Linked DNA regions of Homo sapiens: regions 1, 2 and 4 are each linked to region 3. A link is a contact called in ENCODE Hi-C data. All regions are on one chromosome and are shown on one strand. The core of a region is the stretch at or near the end of the contact, and the rest is flanking DNA. Distances in the headings are between cores, read along the strand shown.

The links. Hi-C counts contacts between places; a loop is a spot of excess contacts on that map. Pooled maps may share reads with other maps.
Region 1: a loop to region 3 is called in a map of PC-9, with 28 times the contacts of the local background. The contact joins the promoter of NR2F2 here to the promoter of MCTP2 in region 3. A Hi-C loop is called at or near these places in 1 of 168 maps with a recorded cell type or tissue (PC-9), 2 of 37 single-sample maps with no recorded cell type and 4 of 50 pooled maps.
Region 2: a loop to region 3 is called in a map with no recorded cell type, with 8 times the contacts of the local background. The contact joins the promoter of SLCO3A1 here to the promoter of MCTP2 in region 3. A Hi-C loop is called at or near these places in 3 of 37 single-sample maps with no recorded cell type and 7 of 50 pooled maps.
Region 4: a pooled map shows a loop between it and region 3 (3-fold over the local background). The contact joins the enhancer-like site here to the promoter of MCTP2 in region 3. A Hi-C loop is called at or near these places in 2 of 37 single-sample maps with no recorded cell type and 2 of 50 pooled maps.

Annotation. Positions count from the first base shown.
Region 1 is chr15:96,329,421-96,332,120 of GRCh38, forward strand. NR2F2 (nuclear receptor subfamily 2 group F member 2) reads left to right here and starts at 1,280. Exons shown (of 3, transcript NM_021005.4): 1 at 1,280-2,700. The coding sequence starts at 2,686. RefSeq lists a silencer at 1,033-1,172.
Region 2 is chr15:91,852,377-91,855,076 of GRCh38, forward strand. It overlaps SLCO3A1 (solute carrier organic anion transporter family member 3A1), which reads left to right and starts at 1,332. Exons shown (of 10, transcript NM_013272.4): 1 at 1,332-1,712. The coding sequence starts at 1,533. RefSeq lists silencers at 754-928, 797-936.
Region 3 is chr15:94,230,069-94,232,817 of GRCh38, forward strand. It overlaps MCTP2 (multiple C2 and transmembrane domain containing 2), which reads left to right and starts at 1,493. Exons shown (of 23, transcript NM_001385001.1): 1 at 1,493-1,596. RefSeq lists a silencer at 1,423-1,552.
Region 4 is chr15:96,355,932-96,358,631 of GRCh38, forward strand. All of the region lies in intron 3 of LOC101927263 (a long non-coding RNA gene), which reads left to right. Among named protein-coding and RNA genes, the nearest start is that of SCDAL, 14 kb to the left of the region's middle. RefSeq lists an enhancer at 2,543-2,700. Within about 2 kb of position 1,325, at least 28 of the 41 ENCODE cell types and tissues checked have a DNase peak (open chromatin) inside an H3K27ac peak, as active enhancers do.

The DNA.
Region 1 (2,700 bases), core at 30-2,529, 2.1 Mb after region 3:
GCAGTGACTTCTTGAGGTAGAATATGGCTTGGGTTTGGTTCTTGTGACCTGTACTAGTATTATTTCCCATTTGGGGCAGAATCTCTGGGTGCGTTTTAATGACTATATGAATGCTTAAAAGGAACTTGAGGAACAATGAAGTCCGTACTCAACTGTTCTATGACCTAGAAGCATAGTCGGTGAAGTCTTTGTCTGTGTACATTGACAAATGTGCATCTGATACATGTGCGCTTACATGTGTGTACAGAGGGTGTGCACAGGGGAGGCTGGGCGGCTGCCTCCTCCTGTCCATCAGTGGGCAGAGGTCTTTCCCCTCTCACCATGACTGGGTGTGTGGCAGGATGTTGGCTGGAGAGTTAGCTAAAACCAGCGAGAGAGGGTAAAGTTGAGGAAAATTGATTCTAATTGCATCATGACAATCAGATGAAGTCTATTTCTGCTTCTCAGCATCCGAGATGCTTTATTTGGGCAATTAAAATGTCAGGCCACATACCTGTGAAATGTTAACCCTACAAGGAATAAACAGAAACAGAACGGCCTTTATCCTCTGAAAAGAATATATGTCATATATATATGTCACCAAACCGAACAAGTGATCAGAGTTAATTAAGAGAAGGGTTTGCCATCACCCGGATCTGGCCAACTCTTTCGTTTGGAAAATGCCTACAAGCTCAGTTCGTGGCACCTTCCCACCCTCACTCCCTATCCCTCTGCAAAGAAACCAGGGAACTTTTCTTTGGCATTGTGGGTACTAAGATGCGCCAGGAGTCCCGGGTGGTGCGCGAGCGGCGGAATTCGTGACATCGCCAAGTTGCGAGAGGCAAACTCCCCGATTCCATCCAAAGCCTCTCGCGGAGCCTTTAAGAGACGTTGTGTGTGCGCGCTGCGCTAGTCTCCCCGCCGGGGCGGAAACCTCGGGTGCGGGATGTGGGGAGAGCAGAGGCAGCGCTCGCAGGGCCAGCACGGGCCCATCCCCCTCTCGGCGGCGGCGGCGGCGGCGGCGCGGCCACCCCGTCCCCGCCCCCCCAACCCCCGGTCCCCCGCGTGCCCCGCGCCGCGCCGGCGACGCCGCTCGCGCTAGGACCGGGCTGCGCCCGCGGCCGCCATGGCGGGGCCGCCGCAGTCCGGCCAATGACGGCGAGGGGGCGGCGCGCGCGCGCCTGGCCAGGCCAACCCCGGCTGCTGCCTTATAAGGCGCGCCGTCGCCATGGCAACGTGCGCTAAGTTGCAGCAGTCGTGTCAAAGTTCACTATATAGAGAGCTCAGTGAGCTGATCGCGGAGAAGCCACTTCTGCCAGCCCCGGCGCCTATAAATCGCATTCCCTCCCGCGCCCCCCTTTTTAGCATATTTGATCACTTTGATTCTCTGTTCTTTTCTCTCCGCGGTGTGTGTGTGCGTGCGCGCGTGTGTGTTTTCTTCTTCTCCTCCTCCTCTCCCCGAGTTGCCTCCTTTCTCCGGGTGCCGTACTGCCTTTTTTCCCCTCTTTCATTCTTTCTCTCCGTCTTTTTCTCCCCCCTCTGCGCACGAAGGATGTGCTTCTAGGTGGTGATCTGCCCTCCTCTCTCTCTTTTATCATTTCTCCCCCGCCGCCGGCGAGTTGACTCTTTCCCTATGTGTGTGAGGCGGCGGCGGCAGCAGCAGCAGCAGCGGCTCCGGCGGCGGCAGCAGCGGCAGCAGCGACTTCAGCGGCGGCGGCGGCGCTAGACGCAGCGGCTCCGGGCCCGACCCGGCGGCTTCGGCGGCGGCTCCGGCGGCAGCGGCGGCCCGGGCGGCCCGCAGGGAACGGCGAGCGGCCTCCACCCAGCGACTGCGGGCGGCGGCGGCCGGAGAGAGCGAGGCGCGCGCCGGACGCCCGGGGCAGGCGGCGGCGGCGGCGGCCCAGCGCCAGGACGACGCCGCGCAGCGCCCGACGCGGACCACTTTCATGCTGATTCCCCCGGACCCGGGCAGCGCTCCGGCCACTCCGCGGGCCGCCGGCCTCCGCCCCGGCCTGCCTGGCTCCCTGGGCGCGCCCGCACCCGGCGCCTCCGATCTCCTAGTCCTCCTGATTTCGATGGCTTTCCTGAATGGCTGACTGTGGGCTGCCCTGGACTTGGCCCCCGGACAGTCGCCTCTCCTCCTCCTCTACCTCCTCCTTCACCACCACCTCCTCTTCCTCCTCCTCCTCCTCCTCCTCCTCCGCCAACTCCTCGGCTGCACACCAGCTCTAAGAGCGAGAGTGAACGAGAGAGGGAGGGAGAGAGTGAGAGCGAGCGAGATCTTTGGAGAGATTTTTTTTTTTGCCTCCTACTTCTGTCTTGAAGCCAGACAATCGACTTCAGCTCTCCCTCCCCTCCCTCTTTCTCCACGTTCTGCTCCCACTCGCTCTCCTGTCCCCTTCCCCTCCCCTCCCGGCGGAAAGCCCCCCGAAACCAACAAAGCTGAGCCGAGAGAAACAAACAAAACAAACACACCGGGCCAGACAAGCCATCGACAAAACTTTGCAAAAGCAAAAACAAAAAAGGAAAAACTAACCAACCTCAACCAACCAGCCCCCGAGCCACCCGGGGCGCCCTCCCGCGCCCTCTTGCACCCTCGCACACACAAAAGGCGGCGCGCCGGAGCCCGAGACCCGGGGAGCCGCCGCCGCCCCGCCGCCGCCCGCAGCCAGGGGAGCAGGAAGTCCGGACGCAGCCCCCATAGATATGGCAATGGTAGTC
Region 2 (2,700 bases), core at 82-2,581, 2.4 Mb before region 3:
ATTCAAGTTCTTCGGGAGAAAGGAAAAATATGGTCGGGTTCATTGCTATTCAGTTTTGAAGTTGAGCCTGCATTTGGACACAGGCGCTTGGGAGAGTGGGTCATTTTCTTTGACACAATTATTAAGGAAACCGTTTTAAATGATTCCTTGAGTCCCCCAATGGCCCAGGTGGAAGGTGCTGTTTCCTGGTACCTGTCCAGCCCTCTGAGCTTTTCTCTCAGCTTCCAAACGCTGCAGTTGAGAACTAGCAGATCCTATTGGTAGTGCCCTGTGGCCCACACTCCTTGGTAACGGTGAGAGTGGGGAGTAATTAGGAGCGGCTGCCATGGGCCAGGCATTCAGGTCAAGGCCGAGGATGGTGGCCAGGGCCACAGAGCCAGGGGACGGGTGGGGACCCAGCAGGCCTGCGGCTGGCCGCTTGCTGAGCGCTCCAGCAGCGGGGCCCTGGGCGGATGAAGGGCCGGAGAAGGCCCTCTGCTGGGGCCGCGGCGATCTTGCAGCGCCTGGACACCGAGGCTGGGGCACTAACGGTCCGTGGGGCTCCCGACGTATTCCTCTAACTTCCCCTTTCTGTCCTTTCGGTCTGGGGCCTTTTCAACACCCCCTGTGGCCGGGGACAGCTGGGGCAGAAACCGGCAGGCGGCAGAAGCCTCAAGCAGCTCTGACCTCTGGCACCTCCCCAAGACCCAGAGCACAACATCTGTCCCCAGAAATCCCCGGGCGGAGAAGAGCGCGCGCCAAGCCCTTCCTGGGTACTCAGTATTCTCCCTTCCTGGGAACAGCCTGCCCTCTGAGGCCTGGGCACCCGGGTTCCCGAGCGCCGGGTCCCAGCCCCGCGGGGGCGCCTCCGCACCCCATCTCCGCGCCCGGCGCAGAGCCGCCAGTCTCCGCCGCGGGGCCCCGTGCCCCGCAGCGCCACCTAGGGGCCGGGCGCCGCCTCCCGCCCTCAGGGGCACCCCCCTTACTCCGCAAGGACTCCGGGTCTCCCCAGTTCTCCCGGCAGCCGGACCCTCCCAGCCTCGGCCGCCGGGCCGCCCTCCGCATCCCAAGCCCGCCTCCCGTGCCTCCCCGGGGGCGCACCGGCAGCGAGGAGCGGCTCGGCGAGGGCGCGCAGCGGCGGCCCAGGCCCAGGCCTTGGGGCTGGGGCTGAGGGGGTGAGAGCAGGCGCGGCCGGCGGGCAAGGGGAACCGGGCGATGGCAGCGGCGGGCGGCCGCGGGAGGCGAGGCAGCGGCGGCGGCGGGCGGCGCGACGAGCCCCTGTGATTGGCACAGCCGGAGCCGGAGGAGGAGGCCAGGGGAGGGCGGAGGCGGGGGAGGAGGAGGAGGAAGGGGCGATCGCGGCGGCGGCGGCGGCGGCGAGGAGCTGTGCCTTCCACCTCTCCAGCCCCGGCAGGACGGGGGCGGCCGCCGCGAACCCGGGGCGGGGACAGCACGCAGCCTCGAGGCGCGCACCCCCGCCCGGCAGCGGCCCCGACACCCGGGGCGAGCGGGAAAGCGGCAGCGGCGGCGGCGGCGGCGGCGGCGGGGGAAGGATGCAGGGGAAGAAGCCGGGCGGTTCGTCGGGCGGCGGCCGGAGCGGCGAGCTGCAGGGGGACGAGGCGCAGAGGAACAAGAAAAAGAAAAAGAAGGTGTCCTGCTTTTCCAACATCAAGATCTTCCTGGTGTCCGAGTGCGCCCTGATGCTGGCGCAGGGCACGGTGGGCGCCTACCTGGTGAGTCCCCGAGCCAACTCCGCCGCGGGCCCCTTCCCCAGCCCGGCTCTCGAGCGGCCGCCTGGCCCGACGAGGGGGCCGCCCGGCGCTGGGGGCAGGCGGGCATGACCTCGGCCCGGCGTGGAGGTTGGCGAGTGGTGCAGAGGCGGCCGCCGGGGGAGCTGCCGGCCGGGGCTGCCAGCGAGCGGGTAGCGGGCGGGACCGTTGATGCCGGTAGCAGCTCGCGCGCGTCCGGCTGGGGCAGGGGGTGCCGGGGGAGGAGAGGCGGCGGGCAGGTGGGCGTGAAACTATTCCTCTCCCCCCATAAGAGCGGAGCGAGACGGTGAGTTCAGGGTTCTCCTTGGAGAGGAACGAAAAAGCGTCGGGGTTTTCAGGTGACCTGCACATGGGAAGAAAAACCAGTTAGCATCCTGCGTCCTCTACTCTCCATTGCATCCTCCTCGAGAACAAATCTATTATGCATCATTTTCTCCGGGCGCTTTCTACATCCGCCAATTACAGGGGGATATAACAGCTTAGAGTGAAATGCGCCCTAGTGTGGCCCTGGCCTGAGCCGGGGCTGCAGGGGGAATATTGCCACCCGGTATCCCTATAGCCCTCTTTGAGCGTCTGGGATAAAGTTACGGTACCTAGAGAGCAGCTGCGAGTTTGTGTAGTTCCTGCTATCCACTCTTAGTGCTAAATTCCCCATCGTGGTCTGTCGCCTACAGAAGGTTGCACCATTTTCCACAATGAATATGTATTTTATTTGCCTCCAGAAAGGGGATGTTAATGCTCAGAGGGCCCATGGGTGCGTAACATTTCAGAGGAAACAGCTTGTAATGACTCAGCACTGTCAGGTACCTACTTTGTCGCTTTCGCCTCCTCTGCTCAGGTGGTCGCAACTTGAGTTCCAGAGAGCGTGCTTCCACACCTAAGTACAGTCCTGTCTAAACGGGAAATTTTTTTTGAGAGTTTATAGTGTTAAATCATTACTTGGCTATTGACC
Region 3 (2,749 bases), core at 243-2,742:
TTATTTCATGGTTCTGATGCTCATTTTCCTCATCTTGAATCAGAGATTTTATTAACTGTCTCCTGGTTTGTGAAAATTCAATATGATCACGTGTTACATGCCAATCACAGAAACTGGTGCGAAGTTGTGTTCCTCAGTGGTAGCTATTGTTGTAAGTCGGAATTGCATGACAGTGGCAGCTGTTTTCTATCACGTCCTCATGTTTTCTAAATTTTTATGCCCCTTCCTCCCATTTCCTACCTTAGTATTGTTAATAGCTAACTTTTATTAAGTGGTTACCATGGCCCAGGACACTGTAATGAGGATTTTATGTGAATTACCTAATTAATTTCTCAGAAAGTATGAGATAGCTATTATTTTAAGCTATTTAAGCTATTTTAAGCTATTTAAACAACCAGTTTGTTGAAGTTAAAATTTAGAGAGGTTAAGTGAACTCGTCCATTTACACAATTAGTTGCCCAGGCAGAATTTGATTTGAGGTCTGACTCCAAAGCCGGAGCTCTTAATCACCAGTGACACCAACTAAACGCTTCATTTCAGAGCTCGCCTATTCCCAGAGGTCCCATTCCCGTTTTAAGGTTATTTTCTGTAACTCTCTTGTATCTAATTTAAAAATGCTATTTCCCAGAGATGAGTCCCTGATCTCCCAGAAGGCATGGATCATACATTTCTTTTCCTAATCCACCCAAATTCCTAGAGCGCACAGACTTAGGCTCGTTCATAGACGGGAAAAGAAACTGACCAGGCAGTGAAACCGAGCAAACAAAGTGCAATAAGACAATTACAGCAGGAAAGCGGCGTAAAAAAAAGTAGAAAAAGAAAGTAAGGGAAAGGGGAAATAAATAGCAAATATTCGCTGAGTGCCAACAATCGCACGGGAGGGTCTTTAGGGTTCTCTGCCGAGTACTCGGGACGGCTTGCTGAGCAGTACGCCGGCCTTATCTCATAGATGAGGCACCAAGGCTCAGGAAACAGTTCTGTGGATCTGGGCGGGCATCTTCCACCCACAGTCGCGCACACGTGGCATAGGTTAATAGGCTGTCTGGCTCGGGTACCTCTTCCCAGGGTCAGGGCGTTACAAAGGGAGGCTGCTGTCTTCCCATGAATCTATTAGGGACCTACAGGAGCGAAGAGAACCCTTCTGAGTATCAGCGAAGACAGCTTATTAAGACTTTACGAGTTTGCAAGCCATCCTCGTCCTATTTCCTCACTTCGGACTTTTTGGACACACCTTCCTTTTCCTGTGAGCCAACCCAAACGAATGAGTTACAAGTAATCGCCTTCTCTACGCCCAGCCAGTGCCCAGCACCAAGCATAGCGCCTCCTTGCAACACCCGGCCGAGCTCCCGGCGGCAGCGCGGGCGCTTGGGTCGGAGGCTGCTCAAAGGTGACGCGCGGCCGCCTCCTCCCCTTTAGGCGGGGCTCGCAAGGGCGGTGGGGGGGCCCGAGGAAGTCCGGGGGCCCTCGGTGATGCCCCCGCCCCCGCCGCGTCAGGGTTGCTCCCTGCGCTTCCGAGTGGCGACTGCAGCGGGTCCGGTGCAGGTGAGGGGCGCGCGCCTGCCCAGCTTTGCAGCCCCCGAACGCGGCCTCGCACAGGTGAGGGCGGTGCCGGGTTCACCTGGCAGCGCGCGTGGGCCGGGCAGCACGGTCGCCGCCTGGGGGTGGGCGTCTTCTCTCAACCGAAGCTGGGAGTTGGGGAGCTGGAGGGTCCAGGATGAGAATTCAGTGGCGCTACTACCCCGGAGCTGCTTGTGGTTCAGAGATCAGAAAGGTGTCCTGAGGACTGGAGGCAGAAATCCAGGCGTGGCGTACTGGAAGGCGCACTAGGGGAGGGCAGCCTGGCCCAGAATTTCTTTGCATTTTAAAGGCCACACATTCAGTCTCCCCGGGGCGCTACGGAGGTAGTCACCGCCACATCCAGGACTCCTTCCACAGAGGTCAGTTCCTCAGCTGGGTGGGCTTTAATACGCTCTCTTCGTAGAGACCCGGAGGTTCAACTTTAATTCTTTGCGCTGACATTTGCTCAACGACACCGGAGCAGAAATCCTTGGGATAATTGCGTAGGTAACAAACAGTGTCTCAATCCCACTGAAGATAAGTAAGTTAAAAATAAAGACAGTGATGTTGGTGGTGAACTTGAGTGGCGATTAGTTTCCGCAATTAGTTCCCTCCTGCACTGTCCATTTGTTAAGCAAATGTGCTGACGGCTTTTTTTAAATGATTGGGTTGCCATAAAAGAGGTTTTCTCTAGTCTGAATGAACTTCTGTGCGATGCTGACTGAGGGTTTCAGCCTCCTCTAGATGCTTACAAGAGCTTGGTCTGGAAGGTACAAGGGTGCGAACCCTTAAGGTACCAAGCAGCTTCTCAGTGAACCGTGAGACGTTAGAACACTTGCTTCAGGACGCACAGAATTCAGACACCACTTATTGAAGGATTTGTATGGATTATAATTTACATTAGCATTCATTTTTTGCTTGAGTCAGTAGCATTTCAATTCAACAAATATTTATTGTACACCTGTTAACGGGCAGACCTCTGAGAGCCGGGCTGGTGTGCTGTTGGGTAGCACAGGTGTTGATATTAATACAAAGGGGAATCTTAAGGCACTTATTCCTCACAGGTGGGTGTTTAGAACGAGACCAATGGTGCTGCGCTTTGCCTCAGCAGCACCTGTGTAATCGCTGGTTATAAGTATTTAAATGCAGGGAGAATGTAAATCTTTGAAGAGTCTCTGTCATTAGCCTGATC
Region 4 (2,700 bases), core at 75-2,574, 2.1 Mb after region 3:
GGGGCTCACCCCGCTAACTCAGGGGACTGCGGAGTTTCAAGAAGCGATCTCTATGTTGGGATTGCTCAGGCAGGGAAATACAGGGGCTTATACAACACCAGATAAACTCTATCTCCACCCTATAGTCCCCAGTTCAGCTCCCATTATTTGTAGGATCCACAGAGCTCCTTTTAAAAAAAAGGATTTGAACTTTGTAATAAAAACTACATTAAATAAAGGTTCTGTACCTCCCTTCAAAACAAAGAAACCACACAAATCCTCACTGGACCATGACAGAGATGCTGTATTTTTAAAACCATGTTTGGCATGTAACATTTGTTTTAACTTATAACACCCATCTCTGGGATGGTGCACTTTGAAGACACATTGAAGCAAAGGCTCACCATATAAGTGGGTTAAATTTTCTGTATATTTTATGGTCGTGTGGATATAAGATTGCGGCAAACCTGTTAAGTTATCAACTGGATAAAATAGTGTCAAATGCCCAGTTGCACCTTGGAAAGAGAGGCTGTGTAATTTGCAATTCTTGCCAGTTGCTACTTTCACCGGCGGACAGGTGTACGTGTTGGGGGCTATATTTTGTGGTTATTTAGTCAGCAAAGCCAAAAGCTGTGGGTACAGTGTCCCAGTAGGCTGGAGACTGGCACTGCAGAACCCCTCTAATGCTGGACTGACCAGAATAAATGAATTTTGGTGGAAATCATAATTGGGAAGGGATGACTTTATAGGCACCACCTCATGGGAGACATCTGCACTGGCCGCAGCTGAATGGCCGGAAATACACGGGGCCCGAACTAGTGGCTTCCTAAAGACCACGTCTCATTTATCTTCTCCTTTCTAGGAAAGCAGCTCCCCAGCTTGAGTGACTACTTTAGACTTGGTGAAATTGTGCCTATATATTTTTCTCCTTCTTCTGTTATTTTCCCTTCATCCCAATGCAGCCACTGTGGGATCTGTCGGTCACAGATAATGGTTTTTAACCCGTCAGAAGACCTGTGCGTTGCGGCTTCTCTGAGGGTTTCGATTACGGAAAAAGTCCGGGTGACGTACAATTAGGCTGCCGCAGGCTGGGAGGCTTGGCGGCGTCATTCCAGTTTCTGCAGCGAGGTGGCGCTCCAAGGTACGGCAGCGCGCCCGGGTTTTCGCCACCGAGCGCATCCGCCGCCGCGTCCACGCAGCGAGGCAGCGGCCACCGAGCAATGTTAACTCGGGGTTCCTAAAGCCTCTGAGCGGAAAATCGGGAGCGCTCAGACCCACCTAGGCGGAGCGGTCCGCAGGGTGGGCGAAGGCCTGAGGCCACGACTGGGGAAGGCTGGCGGCGGCGGGGAGCGCTGTGATGGCGAGTTCCGGAGCACACTCCGCGCGCCGCCGCTCGGGGGAAATCTTCGAAATTCCCGGGCGGGGCGGAGGCTGGGGCTGCAGGTCCCCAGGCACGGCGAGCGGCGCGCTGGAGTCAGCCTCGGCCCAGGCACACCGAGCAAGCGCCCAATCCACCACAAGCTCAGAGACGCAGCTTAGGGTTTTTTGTTGTTCTTGTTGTTCTTTTTCAAAGAAAAAAATAAGGAAAATATGTGTTCTATCGTTGTCCCCCAAACTAAAAAAGAAAAGATATATAGTTTTTGGGTTTTCCTTTGCTTTCTTCTTTTCTCTCATTTCCTTTTTCTTCCCTTCCTTTTCCTTTTATTTTCTGTAGTTTTTTTTTCTTACCTCTCCTTTCGCTTTTTTTTTTCTGTATTTTTCCTCCTATTTCTTAGAACTGGTTGTGTGTGTGTGTGTGTGTGTGTGTGTGTGTGTGAGAGAGAGAGAGAGAGAGAGAGCTTGAAAGAGAGAGGGAGAGAGAGAGAGAAAGTGAAAGTATTACCACCGGCTGGTAATACTAGAAGGCTTGGGCAAATGGTAGCAAAATTGGAGAAACTATTTCAATTTATTGAACGGACTTCAGTGCGTACGATTTCGTTTCCATGCTTCTGCTCTTTCTGGGTGTCTCACAAGCTCTGAGTCGAAGATGACTGGGAGAAAATGGCTCTCACTCTGCCACTCCTCATCTGCGGTCGTAGGGGCCCTTTAAAATCATTTTTGAAACAGTGATAGAATAATAGTAATAGTCCCAATGAACAGCGTTTCCTTCTGGCATGAATTTTCTCGTGGTTTTGCAGCCTGGTCGGCGGGACCCGAGGAACGCGGGCGGGCGGCGCGGCTGCTAGGCTGGGGCCCTCCTGTCAGCAGCTGGTTCCATGTGAATCCCCTGACCCGTGAGCTGTCCCCCTCTCTGTGGCCCTGGGTCTCGGGCCTGGGCCCTCGCAGCTGCTGGGATGCTTTGCTGCGACAACACCCTGCCTTCCACATGCAGCCGCTGCACTTCTCCCTTGAGTCGCATTTCCGGCCACCTCACCTTCCTTGAAGTTTTCTAGTATATAAGGAGGAATTTTCGGCCCAATTTAGAAGTCTGCAGAAACTCAGAGGGTCAGGTCATTAGGAATGTTAACGCGGCGACCAAGAATTATAAACATGATCTGAAAGTCTCTTCCAATTCATTTCTTCAAGTATTTATTTGAGCTAAGTGATGAAAAGTGACAGTTGTGAAATAGACAGCTTTTAAAAGTAATGAAGTCAGATGAGGCTTTAACCTGTCGATTGCTATAAATCAACTTTGAAAAAGAGGAATGAAGAATGTTATTTGAGCACCTAACCGCCAGCATT